Linked DNA regions of Homo sapiens: region 2 is linked to region 1. The links are chromatin loops, found by intact Hi-C in ENCODE. Cell type or tissue: K562. All regions are shown on one strand. Each heading gives the region's core, and the rest is flanking DNA. Links, peaks and the distances in the headings are about the cores only.

Region 1 (6,987 bases), core at 2,488-4,987:
GGTCAGCACAAGATACAGGTCACAAAGACCTTGCTGATAAAACAGGTTGCGGTAAAGAAGCCAGCCACAACCAAGATGGTGATGAAAGTGGCATCTGGTTGTCCTCATTGCTCATTACACGCTAATTATGATGCATTAGCATGCTAAAAGACACTCTCACCAGCACCATGAGAGTTTATGAATGCCATGGCAACGTCAGGAAGTTATCCTATACCGTCTAAAAGGGGGAGGAACACTCAATTCCAGGAATTGCCCACACCTTTCCTGGAAAACTCATGGATAATACACCCCTTGTTTGGTATATAAGCAAAAAGTAACAATAAGTACAAGCAGTTGAGCACCCCATTCCACTGCTCTGCCTATGGAGTGGCCATTCTTTTATTATTATTGTTATTATTATTATTGAGACAGAGTTTCACTCTTGTTGCCCAGGCTGGAGTGCAATGGTGCGATCTCAGCTCACTGCAGCCTCCATCTCCTGGGTTCAAGTGCTTCTCCTGCCTCAGACTCCTGAGTAGCTGGGAATACAGGTGCCTGCCACCACACCCAGCTAATTTTAATATTTTTGGTAGAGACGGGGTTTCTCCATGTTGATCAGGCTGGTCTCAAACTCCCAACTTCAGGTGATCCGCCTGCCTCCTCAGCCTCCCAAAGTGCTGGGATTACAGGTATGAGCCACCGTGCTTGGCCACTGGAGTCGCCATTGTTTTATTCCTTTACTTTCTCTAATAAACTTGCTTTCACTTTATGGATTTGCCTCGAATTCTTTCTTGCACGAGATCCAAGAATTCTCTCTTGGGGTCTGGAACAGTGCCCCTTCCCAGTAACATAAATATGTAATAAAACAAAGGTCCATAACTTGACCCAATTGGAAACACAAAATTTACTATAAGGATTTATATAACAAAGAGATAAAAGGGGCCGTGATTGGCTTTTGTGCCTGTGCAGCATGGGCTCCAGATTAACAAATGCACCAATTGACAAAGCTTCATGAACTTAGTCAATGCTGGGACTCAAATTACAGTTATACCTGGGAATCTCACTAAATTTAAACACTGCAATGCCTGTGATCCTGGCAAAATAACTATAGAGGAAAAATAGCCATGCTTTATTTTAACTGTAGCTTTGCCTAAATTTCTCATAAGCATAATACTCATTGCCCTAAAACATGCTCTAACACAATGAGTAATATGTATGATTCAATTAAGTCTTTGGCACCTACAAATTGGCTTGGACCTTGGAGGTCCCCAGTAAAAATAGTTAATATTGCTATAATTATGAGGTAAATTGGACCTTGCAGGTCCCCAGTTAAAATAGTTAATATGACTCTACGTAAGTTATAGCAAGATGTGTTAGTCTGCTAGGGCTACCAGACACTGGGTGACTTTAACAATAGAAATTTATTTTCTCACTGTTCTGGAGGCTGGAATTCCAAGACCAAGGTGCGGGGTATTTGGTTTCTCTGAGGCCTCTCTCCCGACCTGGGATGACCTTTCCTATGAGCACACCCAGCACTGAGGTCTCTTTATGTCTCCAGATTTCTTCTTTTATAGCGACACCTGTCATGTTGGATTAGGGCCCACCTTAATGGTCTCACTTTAACTTAACCACTCCCTTTAAAGGCTGTATCTGTAAATTCAGGCACATTCTGAGGTACTGGGGTAAGGGCTTCAGTATGTAATTTTGGGAGAGACACAATTCAGATGTACAGGACCTTCAAGTTTAAAACTTAATATATAAAACCTAATTAATAAAAGGGTGATTCTCTCTACTGCTTCTCCATTTGACAGCTCAGTCTTGCCTGTGCTTAAGCCTGGAAAAAAATAAATGGTGCTTCACAGTGGATTACTACAACCTTAACATTGTAATCCTTTCATTAAGACCCCATACCCAACACCCAGTATTATGGAACTTACTGACCCCATCCAATCAACAACTGGTAAATATTTTGCTGTTATAGATTCGGCTATCATGTTCTGTTCAGTGCCTATTTCAATAGCCTCTCTGCCTTAATTCACCTTCACCTGCAATGGGACACAGTACTTCTTCTCTAGGCTACCCACGGGGTATCCCAGCAGCGTTGCCACCACATACAATCTTCATAGAGCTCTTAACTGCACCCGTTTCTCCAGGAGCTCAGGGTGCCCCAGACCTTCATCCCAGACAGCATTGCCCTGGAGCTCACAGCTGGAGATGACATCACCACAGACATCCCCAACCCAGCCCTGTCCTGCAAGCAGGATTCTGGCCTCCCTAGTTAGGCCTCAGAACTGGCTGATCACCTGGCTTCATAAACCTGGGTGTTTTCAGGGAAATTTTTGATCTCTACAAACCGTGACATGTAGAGAGGGAGACATATCTGATTCAACAGTCCCTGATCCACTGATCCATGGACATATTTGCCCACAAGGAATAACCAAGAATCTCTCTCTGGTGGAGGTCAGGGGCATTACATGAGCTGAGTAGAGCTTAGTTTTTAATCCCTAGACATAGGCAAGGTGTTTAAGTTATTACGCTTCCAAGCAGCATGGCCCTCACTCACTCAAGGTGAGATAAATATTGCTGCAAAGGAACAGCAGCTGCATTGTTGGAGTTTCGCTTTTGAGGCATGTGTGTGTGCGTGTGCGTTGATTTCTTTCACAAAATACATTTTCAAATACTTCCTCACTCCAATCAACATTGCCCCTTCCTTTTAAATAAATTTTTTGAAAACTAATAAGCCTATTTTATTTATTTACATTTTTTATTTACATTTCTTTACAAACTGTTCGCTATTAGTCTACAGTGAAAAGTCAACACTTTATAAAATAAGATTGGCATTTAAAAGCTTCTCAATTCTAATACTTTGAAAGGCTACGCCGATTTTCAGAAAGTCTGGGCTATTCAAAATATTTTACAAAATTCTGAAACTTTGAAAAGCTGCAAGATTTGGAGACAGCAAGACGAGGCGTTTTTTCTTATATCCAGTTTTGTTCGTTATATGATGAAATAAGCACTTTTTAAATTAACAGCTTGAATTCTAAAATATATTTTTGAAAATCAATAATGATTTTTGTAAAAATAGAAAATCTGTTGTACTTTTATCTTAAAATTCATTTCTTATCTATTTTCTAGATTTGATGTTTTGCCATTTTAAAGAATACTAGACAAGAGGATCTCAATCTGGATCACTATATTGGGCTCCTAATATCCTGATATAATTTTAAATCATCCCAAACAACGCATTATTACCATATACATCAGCATTTCCCAAACTGTGCTATAAGCTATGTATACTATTGATATTTTTGAGCTAAAATATACTTATAAATACATAAAAATATATTTATCTAGGTGGTGTTATGCAATAATGCACTTTTCAAAAAGAAATGATATACCAGTCTCAAGAATACCCGGAAGCTGCATGAAAATTCTTGATTCCTTTTATATATAGTGACAGAAAAAGATGTAAATATAACAATTGGTTATTTTTATTGTATAAAGTTTTTTCTATAAGCACATGTGAATTAAGTATTCATTATTCCACATTCCCCATGTCACCAACGCTGGGTGCCCACAGCACAGTTATTCTAACACTGCAGCTGCGGGACTGAGGGTGGCAGACTGGGCACCTGCACTGAGCCACATTCTTCACACAGTCGGACCAGCCCTGAGCCGGGGGCAGAAACATCCTGACGTGAAAAGCTGTTTGCCAAGTACAATGACCACACGTTTCGTCTATTTTGAATACACCATCACAACAAACTCTACGTTCTTGACAGATGAGACAGGCAGATATGATCTTTGAAGGCGAGTGAGAATGACGTTCACACAGACTCCCATCCTCCCTCACATGACTGGAGGATTAAATGGCGGCGGAGGGGTGGATGTTCAGCTCAGGGGCAGATTAGTGACACTGTCACAGCTATTTTAGGACCTGAAATATTTATATGATCCTATTCCAAACCCTAATACATAAACAATGAACTCAAAACTGTACACAAAGGGAAACAAAAAACCACTCTGACAGTGTCCAGGTCCCTCATAAACTCCCCAGAAGTCAAGGAGGTCCAGGCTGTTCTCAAATTCCTGGGCTCAAGCGATCCGCCCACCTGGGCCTCCCAAAGCTCTGGGATTACAGGCATAAGCCACCACACACGGCCTAATAAGTTCTTTTGATATGTTTGGAATGAATGTGTTTCCAAGGGTAAAAGCTTACAATGACATCTTTCTTACCTGTAAGATACCCGAAGAGCAGAGAGAGGGTCCCCAGGCTGGCTAAGCATCCAGAATGCTGGAGGAGCTTTAAAAACATAGATATGAATTATTGTGCTTCACCCCTTACTTACTGAGTCACAATCCCAGGGATGGAAGCGCCCAGAGATCTGTCTTTTCAGAATTTCTCTGGCTCTCCAGATGGTGCTGACAATCAGGCAGATTGAGAGCCAGTGCTGCAGGCAGCTCGTCCCAGACCTCGGGAGCAGGGGAGTCACCCAGGGCTAGGTCAGACTGAAGGTTCTGGTGCATCAGGGGTGGGGAGGGGCTTGAGAGTTGGCCTTTCCAACAACCTTCCCAGAGGGGCTGGTTTGCTGATCCTCAGACCAGGCTTTGAGGGTGCACAGCACTCTTCCTCTAGGTGTGTGTCCACATACCTGGCACCTTTGTTGTTGCATTGCCCCAGGTATAAAGTGCAGGGTGCCCCCTCTACGCCTTCAGCCCTGCTCTCTCCCCTGCTGACCCCCAAATCTCTGGGGCTTGGACTTGCCTTTATAAAGGGACCTCTCAGCTCAGGGGAGGGCCCTCCCCACTGGCCCCCTCTTCCCAAGGCCCAGCATCAGTGGGAGCTGCTTGAGCAGCCCCTCATCCTGAGGGGTCTATGTGGTGTGAAAGGCTGAGGGACACTGTTCTGTTTATTGTCAAGGGCCAGGAAACAAAGCCTGGAAACAAAGTCTGGTATTGCTCAACCCAGTGGTGACGAGTGACAAGATAGGGTGGGGTGCAGAGGAGACTCCCACACACAGCAGGACCGAGTGAGCATCAATTCTTCCTTCTAACACTGGCACCAAGGAGAGACCGCTGTCCCTTCCCATAAAGGCAGTGGACAATTGGAAGCATCGCTTGGTGTGCCAGCTCCTTTGGGGCAGGAGAACAAGAGGAGCCCCATCCCAAGCACAGTGGATGATGAAGGGGGTCCCGGGCTCCCCAGATCCTGGGCTTCTCTTGATTCTCAGTGTTAAGCTTGTTGATTGAATATAGTTGGTTAATGTGGACCCCAAGGCAAGGAAAAGACACAGGCCAAGAAACGGGGGCTTCAGTCAGCTCTGAAAAGTCAGGAAGAGCATTTGTCTTTTTTTTTTTTTTGAGACGGAGTCTCGCTCTGTCACCCAGGCTGGAGTGCAGTGGCGCGATCTCAGCTCACTGCAAGCTCCACCTCCTGGGTTCACGCCATTCTCCTGCCTCAGCCTCCCGAGTAGCTGGGACTACAGGTGCCCGCCACCACGTCTGGCTAATTTTTTTTATTTTTAGTAGAGATGGCGTTTCACCATGTTAGCCAGGATTGTCTCGCTCTCCTGACCTCATGATCTGCCTGCCTTGGCCTCCCAAAGTGCTGGGATTACAGGCATGAGCCACTATGCCCAGCCAGGAAGAGCATTTCTAACATCCAAATGCAAACGTCTGCCACCCCGGGCTGCTCCCCTCTGGAAACTGCACTGCAGGGCACAGCACGTCCCAGGTTTGCCTTTCCTAATTCCCTGCACCACCCAGCTCCCGCCTCCCTCACTTTGCGGGATGAGAGGCCCACACAGACAGTTCCTTCTCACCTTTGAAATGGCAGTGGTGGCTGCAGCCTGGGAGCTGAGGCCATCCCAAGCGGGTGAGACCCCCACCAGGGGCCCTGGGTGCCTGCCGGCCACAGGCCGAGCCATCCAGGCTATGCACAGGCACGCCTCAGCCACCAGGATTTCTTTCCTGTGGAACTGGGCCTTCCATCCAGAGAGTCTTGCAGCAGAGAGCAGAAATGGGCTTTCTCTCTGCTGGTGTAGGAAAGCCATGGCAGGAAGGTGGTACCAACAACACACAGCTGCCTGTCCCATGTGGGGTCCCACACCTGCTGCCTCCTGGCTTTCCTGCCCCTTTCCTTTGTAAGTGTGTTCTTTGATTAAGTGTCCTCATTTTAATTGTGTCCAAATGTTCACACTGTCTCAAGTGATGCTGGAGCCACAGCCTGGGGCCACTGCAGGTCCTTCCTCTGGAGCAAAGGGTCTTTGTCACAGTGTTTCTCTAAAAGCATATCCATCCTGAGTGACACTTATTTTAGAAACAGATAGAATTGCTGAAAAAAGGGTTGAGCATTTGAAAATGTCTCCAGATTTCAAAGAAGTTGGCCACTATCTATGGGGAATTGGGGGTGAGTAATGGCTCTTTAAGTAAATGAGGACAGACCAGGCGTGGTGGCTCACGCCTGTAATCCCAACACTTCGGGAGGCCGAGACAGGTGGATCACTTGAGGTCAAGAGTTTGAGACCAGCCCGGCCAACATGGTGAAACCCCATCTCTACTAAAAATACAAAAATTAGCTGGGCATGGTGGCGTGAACCTGTAATCCCAGCTACTCAGGAAGCTGAGGCAGGAGAATTGCTTGAACCCAGGAGATGGAGGTTGCACTGAGCCAAGATTATACCACTGCACTCCAGCCTGGGAGACAGAGCAAGATTCCATCTCAAAAAACTGTAAATGAGCACAAAATCCCAAAGGCTAGAGCCACCGCCCAGAGCAGGTTCAGGATTGAAATGCCCCCGTGGTTCCCCTCCCACCCGAATGCTCTATTTCAAAATGAAGGTCCAGGACAAGGGGAGAGCATGTCATTACTAAGGTTCAGTGTTAAATAGAGACGTTCTTCCACCGATGACAGCCATGATGGGCCACCTGAGCTTTCTTTGGTTTTCCCTGCCATCTGCATGGTCCTCCATTGCACTTGAACAAGGAGTCCTGAGGGTCCAAGTAACT
Region 2 (6,987 bases), core at 2,691-5,190, 68 kb before region 1:
TGGTTTACCTTGTGGGTTTTTTCCTCTGGTTATTGATCACTCTAGTTATTAATTTCCTTTTTCTAACCTTGTTACTCTTTCCATTTCATTATTGGCATCTACCCCTTCTCTGGAGTTCCTAATCAAACACATATTCTTTAGCATGTGATTCCATGGGGATTTTTTTTCTCAGCACTGTCATCTGGAGCTCCAACCTGTTGGTCTATAGACTCAGGTCTTTCTTTCTGCTTCAGTAAATCTATGTGTTGTTTGATTTGATTGTTGTTTTTGTTGTTGTTGTTTATTTTCTCTCTTCCCCTTTCTCCTTTCTTTTCTCTTCCATTTTCCTTTTTCTTTCCCTTCTCTTCTCTCTCTTCTCTTCGTTCTCTTCTCTTCCTCTCTCTTCTCTCCCTCCCCTCTCCTCCCCTTTTCTCCCTTCTCTCATCTTCTTTTCTTTTCTTTCCCAGGATCTCAGTCTGTCACCCAGGCTGGAGTGCAATAGTACAATCATAACTCATTGCTGCCTCAACCTCCCAGACTCAAGCATCTCTCCCAACTCAGCCTCCTCAGTAGCTGGGACTACAAGTGCATGCAAAAACACTTGGCTAATTTTTGTATTTTTTGTAGAGACAGGGTCTCACTATGTTACGCAGGTTGGTCTCAAACTCCTGGGGTCAAGCGATCCACCCACCTCAGCCTCCCAAAATGTTGGGATTACAGGCATGAGTCACAATGCCCAGCTCATTTAATCTTAGTTTGTGTGTTAATCATTTAACCTTCATCATTCCCCAAATCTCTCTTTAAAACTACCTTATAAAGATGTAAATCACTATAACTCTTATGTCTCTTCAACTTTTTTATATAAAGTGACAACTCAAAATACACTTTTCCATTTAATGTTATTTAATAAAAACCATTCTATTTTTTATGCTAGTATCTCCATTTGGCCATAAAACAATATATCTAGAAACAAAGTGTGAGCTTCAACAGAAACAATGATCTACTGTTTCTATCAACTTTTTACTATCCATAACCCTTCGCTTCCCATCTATCTTCCTCAAACAAATTGAAGTTAATTATCAACTTGAAATTTCTAGAGCTTATGCAACTTCAATTCATTTGTCTTTCCCTTGCTTTATTCAGCTCTACTGCCAAAATTACAACCTTGGTTAAATGCAACTGTCTGTGTGTCTAATCCTTGCCAGCACCCATGCAGCTGAACATGCCCAAAAGAACAATATAGCAATGATTTTCAACATTTTATATCCAGGCCAGAACTCTCCCCTGAGTTTCAGATTTATATGTTTAAATGCTTACTTAACATCTCCAATTAACTATTTAATGGAAATCCCAAAATTAATATATCCACAACTGTCAAATTCTTCACCTACATCATCTCCCATTTTACAAAAATTCCATTTTTTCCTAATGAATATTTACCATAGTCATCATTTTGCTCGAATATTTCCTCAAAGTGGTGCTTACCTTAATCGTATTACTAAAACTTTTTCTAAGCACTTCATTTTTCTGCCCTGCTTTGTTTTCCTCCTTAGAACCACCTGATGCACTGTATATTCTACTAATACACAGTTTGTTTCTCTTACCTGCTAGAATATAAATTATATAAGACCAGCGATTTTTTACATCATGTTTACTTTCCAATGCCGTACCAAGATCAGTAACCGACACTGAAACAAAGGTAGATTATTCAATTTTTTAAATGTGTCCTGTGGATTACTAGAACTGCAAAACTCACTTCAATAAGTCTACGACAGTTAAAAAATACATTCATGACACCTTATCTTCTTGGGGAATTACAGTGATTTCTAGTTTTTAAAAGTAAGAAGACATAAACTTCAGTTTGAAACCAGGACTCATCATCCCATAGTTAGAGTTGGACTTCTTTGTGTGCTCAGGGACTACAGAGAGGTCAGGGGTGTTGGCCTCAGCCTCTTTGACAAGGGAAGCGGGCACTCTGTGAGCTCAGGACCCCTGTCCCTAGCTAGCCTGGATGATGGCAGAGTCTGGCTCAGCCAGGTCCCTGGCCTGCACAAAGCCAGTGGCACCAGGTGAACATGCCCAGCTCAGTGACTGCCTGGAGCAGGTGTGGGGCAGCCAGACCCAGTGGGTATGGGCTTGGGAGCCTAGCCGCAGAGGATGAGCAGGACAGGGGCAGTCAGACAGCCCTTAGAAGGCCGCCATCCCTGAGCTGCAGGAAGAGATCCCCTCATCCAGCTCCTCCCCAGGGTCCCACTCTGGATCAACAGGAAAATGTAGCCCCTCAAGTGGTTGTGCATAACTGGACAGATGGGAAACACGCAGCTGAAGGCCATGTGGATAACCGCCTGCTGGTATCCCAGTTGACATCCCAGTACCACATATCGCTGAAACCCAGGTCACCACATCACCAACTGTCAAGTCGATGTGAACTGTTGATTGTTGACGAGTCCCAGGATCTTTTCTGCTCTTGAGCCTGACCATGAGGTAGTAGATGCCAAAGTCAGGCAAGGATTGCCAGGCCTGATGGAGGCACAGATGGGCCTGGTCGGTAAGAGCCAGGCCACATTCTGAGGGCTTCCAGGATCCGTGGGATGAGCTGCTTGGCCTTGAACTTTTGTGGAAGTGCAGGGTTGGGGGTGTGGAGGGAGTACCAAGACCACAGAGGCTGAGGCCCCTGACAACGGCGCCACTGCCCTGGGGGTGGTTGCCGAACCCGGTGCCTGTCTGCTGGAAGGCCTGCACCTCGCTGGCGGCTGTTCCCTGCACGGTGCAGCCCCTCCTGGGAAGCCAGCGGCAGCCCCTGCAGCATGCACCCGGCTGCTTCTGCCCCGCAGGTGGGGGTCGCTTGCCTCCGGTGAGTTGGATGCAGAACTCACAGCCAGAGACACTAACACCAGAAATGCCGTCACAGCCCTTGAGGTTGAGCTGCCTAGGGTGTGGGGCAGGTGTGCACTGGAGCGTGGCCTGGCTCTCATGGCAGGATTGCATGGGTTCCTTGAACAGCTCCCAATGCTGGCCTTAGCCCTTCAGGGTCAGCTTCTGGGGCTGGGAGATTTGGGGACACTCCTTGACTTATGTGACAGTGGCCAGGCTTCCAGCCCTTCTGTGGGTACCTAGCCCTCCAGCTTCTCCTCCAAGCTGTTGAGGGCTGCGTCCAGGCCATCCAGCCGAGTATCCACAGCTGGCTTGCCCATCTCCCCTCTCTGAGACAGCCTCTTTCCATAGGACTGCAGGGATGAGACACCATCAACCCCTCCTAGATGCAGCCCAGCCCTCCAGCAGCAGATCTCACTGAACAGCTCGCACAGCGGGGTCCAAGCCTTAGAAGTCTTGGGGCTGAAAGCGCAGCCAGAGGCGCCTGGCCCTGGCGCCCCGTTAAATGAGGCACGGCAGGTACCAGAGCCCTCTGTGTAGCAGGGATTCGTCCAGCGGGCGTTGGACCCTGGCGGGCGAGGGAGGGTCAGGCGGCGTCGGTCACCGGCTCAGCAGGTGGTCGCAGGCCTGGGTTGGCCACTGTCCCAGAAGTGAGCCAGCCTCCCCGGAAGAGCGCTGGAGCGAAGCTCCCCGCTAGGACCACCTTGGTCAGGTTGCACACCTCCTCGTCCGGTTCCTTCTAGTCTCAGGGGCTGGAGTGGGGCTGGAGGCAAATGAGCCCCACCTGCGGGGCAGGAGCAGCTGAGTGCATGCTGCAGGGGCTGTCACTGGCTTCCCAGGAGGGGCTGAACAGTGCAGGGAACAGCTGTCAGCGAGGTGCAGGCCACCCTTGGCCTTTCAGGAGACAGGCTCGGGACTCAAGCAACCACCCCCAGGGCCTTGGCGCCTCCGTCAGGGGCCTCAGCTTCTGCAGCCTTGGTGCTCAGGAACTGGAGTGGAGCCAGCTCCGGGACGCCGGGCACTGTGGAGGCTGTAGGTGGCGGCCGCGGCCCAGAAGCACTGACGAAAGCGCCTTGACAGATCAAGTCAAAATGTTACCGAGGGCCGGGCGCGGTGGCTCGTGCCAGTAATCCCAGCACTTTGGGAGGCCGAGGCGGGCGGATCACGAGGTCAGGAGATCGAGACCATCCTGGCTAACACGGTGAAACCCCGTCTCCACTAAAAATACGAAAAAAATTAGACGGGCGCCATGGCGGGCGCCTGTAGTCCCAGCTACTGGGGAGGCTGAGGCAGGAGAATGGCGTGAACCCGGGAGGCAGAGCTTGCAGTGAGCCGAGATTGTGCCACTGCAGTCCGGCCTGGGCGAAAGAGCAAGACTCCGCCCCCCAAAAAAAAATGTTATTGAGAAGGCCAGTTCATTCTCTAGGATGCCAGTGGCAAACAAACATGAGGATGACCAGGGAGACGAGGATTTTGAGTGCTTACTTTATAAAGTGTCTATAATATCTGCAGCAGAAGAATTTAATGGCAAGTTGTTCAGAAGATAAGCCTGGAAATCTTAAATGTCCTATACTCCTTTTTAATTATATTGTATGTTACATACTCTTTGGGGCAAGAATGATGGAGATTATGGAAGTGGAATAAGGGCTTTCCCTCTCTGTTTGCTTCAGACCACTTCTTTGTTACCATTATCACAATTGGTACAGTTAGCTGGATGTTGTGCTAAACACATTAAAGACATGTTATTGGATGCGCATTTTAACCATATGGGATAGGTTTTATTAACAGGGTGTGAATATGGTTCAAACAATTTCCCCAGAGTATGTAATGGATTAGCCAACACTAGTCTGTTTTCCTCCCAAGCCCTCTTGACTATTATTATATATTCTTCCCATGAGAGACCAGGAGATGCCTAAAGAAAGGGATCGAGGGAGCAGAAGACGTTTTGTGAGGAGGAGATATCTGAATGGTACTTCAGTATAAGTTGCTACACGGTTGTGTGCTATGACGTCTATCCACAAATAACCCAGTTTACCCCATAAAACCTTCAACCAACTTTCATGTCTCAATTTTTCTTTGAAGTATTCCTCTGAGTGTTGAAGAGAAGTATGAAAATTTGCTCCACAGTAAACTGCAGAGATAAACAGATGGCTATGAAAATACTACAACTATTATTAAGGAAGACGGCTATTTGCCTTTTAGTATAAATTGAGTCAATGAGATGCATAAATATTATTTCCAATATCAGTGAATATTTGCCTGACATAATTTATTATTATTATTTTCATTTTTAATTTGTAGATACCGTTGCACATATTGTGTACAATATGATGTTTATTTTTTTATTTTTTTTTATTTTTTTATTTTTATTTATTTTATTGATCATTCTTGGGTGTTTCTCGCAGAGGGGGATTTGGCAGGGTCATAGGACAATAGTGGAGGGAAGGTCGGCAGATAAACAAGTGAACAAAGGTCTCTGGTTTTCCTAGGCAGAGGACCCTGCGGCCTTCCTCAGTGTTTGTGTCCCTGGGTACTTGAGATTAGGGAGTGGTGATGACTCTTAACGAGCATGCTGCCTTCAAGCATCTGTTTAACAAAGCGCATCTTGCACCGCCCTTAATCTGTTTAACCCTGAGTGGACACAGCACATGTTTCAGAGAGCACAGGGTTGGGGGTAAGGTCACAGATCAACAGGATCCCAAGGCAGAAGAATTTTTCTTAGTACAGAACAAAATGAAAAGTCTCCCATGTATACTTCTTTCTACACAGACACGGCAACCATCCGATTTCTCAATCTTTTCCCCACCTTTCCCCCCTTTCTATTCCACAAAACTGCCATTGTCATCACGGCCCATTCTCAATGAGCTGTTGGGTACACCTCCCAGACAGGGTGGTGGCCTGGCAGAGGGGCTCCTCACTTCCCAGTAGGGGCGGCCAGGCAGAGGCGCCCTATTTTTTTATTTTTTATTTTTTTATTATTATACTTTAAGTTTTAGGGTACATGTGCACAATGTGCAGGTTAGTTACATATGTATACATGTGCCATGCTGGTGTGCTGCACCCATTAACTTGTCATTTAGCATTAGGTATATCTCCTAAAACTATCCCTCCCCCCTCCCCCCACCCCACAACAGTCCCCAGAGTGTGATGTTCCCCTTCCTGTGTCCATGTGTTCTCATTGTTCAATTCCCACCTATGAGTTAGAATATGCGGTGTTTGGTTTTTTTTTCTTGTGATAGTTTACTGAGAATGATGATTTCCAATTCATCCATGTCCCTACAAAGGACATGAACTCATTTTTTATGGCTGCATAGTATTCCATGGTGTATATGTGCCACATTTTCTTAATCCAGTCTATCATTGTTGGACATTTGGGTTGGTTCCAAGTCTTTGCTATTGTGAATAGTGCCACAATAAACATACATGTGCATGTGTCTTTATAGCAGCATGATTTATAGCTCTTTGGGTATATACCCAGTAATGGAATGGCTGGGTCAAATGGTATTTCTAGTTCTAGATCCCTGAGGAATCACCACACTGACTTCCACAATGGTTGAACTCTAGTTTACAGTCCCACCAACAGTGTAAAAGTGTTCCTATTTCTCCACATCCTCTCCAGCACCTGTTGTTTCCTAACTTTTAATGATTGCCATTCTAACTGGTGTGAGATGGTATCTTATTGTGGTTTTGATTTGTATTTCTCTGATGGCCAGTGATGGTGAGCATTTTTTCATGTGTTTTTTGGCTGCATAAATGTCTTCTTTTGAGAAGTGTCTGTTCATGTCCTTCGCCCACTTTTTGATGGGGTTGTTTGTTTTTTTCTTGTAAATTTGTTTGAGTTCATTGTAGATTCTGGATATTAGCCCTTCGTCAGATGAGTAGGTTGCAAAAATTTTCTCCCATTTTGTAGGTTTCCTGTTCACTCTGATGGTAGTTTCTTTTGCTGTGCAGAAGCTCTTTAGTTTAATTAGATCCCATTTGTCAATTTTGTCTTTTGTTGCCATTGCTTTTGGTGTTTTAGACATGAAGTCCTTGCCCATGCCTATGTCCTGAATGGTAATGCCTAGGTTTTCCTCTAGGGTTTTTATGGTTTTAGGTCTAACGTTTAAGTCTTTAATCCATCTTGAATTAATT

The links. Hi-C counts contacts between places; a loop is a spot of excess contacts. Peaks named below come from ENCODE experiments on the same cell type or tissue, not always from the same donor. Only the 100,000 strongest peaks of a DNase experiment are listed, where the experiment ranks them.
Region 2: it touches region 1 in a loop (5-fold over the local background); 1 of 110 quality-filtered maps calls a loop at or near these places.

What each region holds. Positions count from the first base shown.
Region 1 is chr17:21,521,125-21,528,111 of GRCh38, reverse strand. It overlaps LOC105371589 (a long non-coding RNA gene), which reads right to left. Exons shown (of 4, transcript XR_934332.3): 4 at 6,843-6,987. Among named protein-coding and RNA genes, the nearest start is that of LINC02693, 27 kb to the left of the region's middle. RefSeq lists an enhancer at 5,334-5,834. In K562, for the core only: no CTCF peak of the experiment used is centred there; a DNase peak (open chromatin) is centred at 3,841; H3K4me3 peaks cover 259 bases.
Region 2 is chr17:21,589,400-21,596,386 of GRCh38, reverse strand. It overlaps the pseudogene LOC100533653. Among named protein-coding and RNA genes, the nearest start is that of LINC02693, 41 kb to the right of the region's middle. In K562, for the core only: a CTCF peak has its summit at 3,878 (motif pointing right); no DNase peak of the experiment used is centred there; H3K27me3 peaks cover 1,518 bases.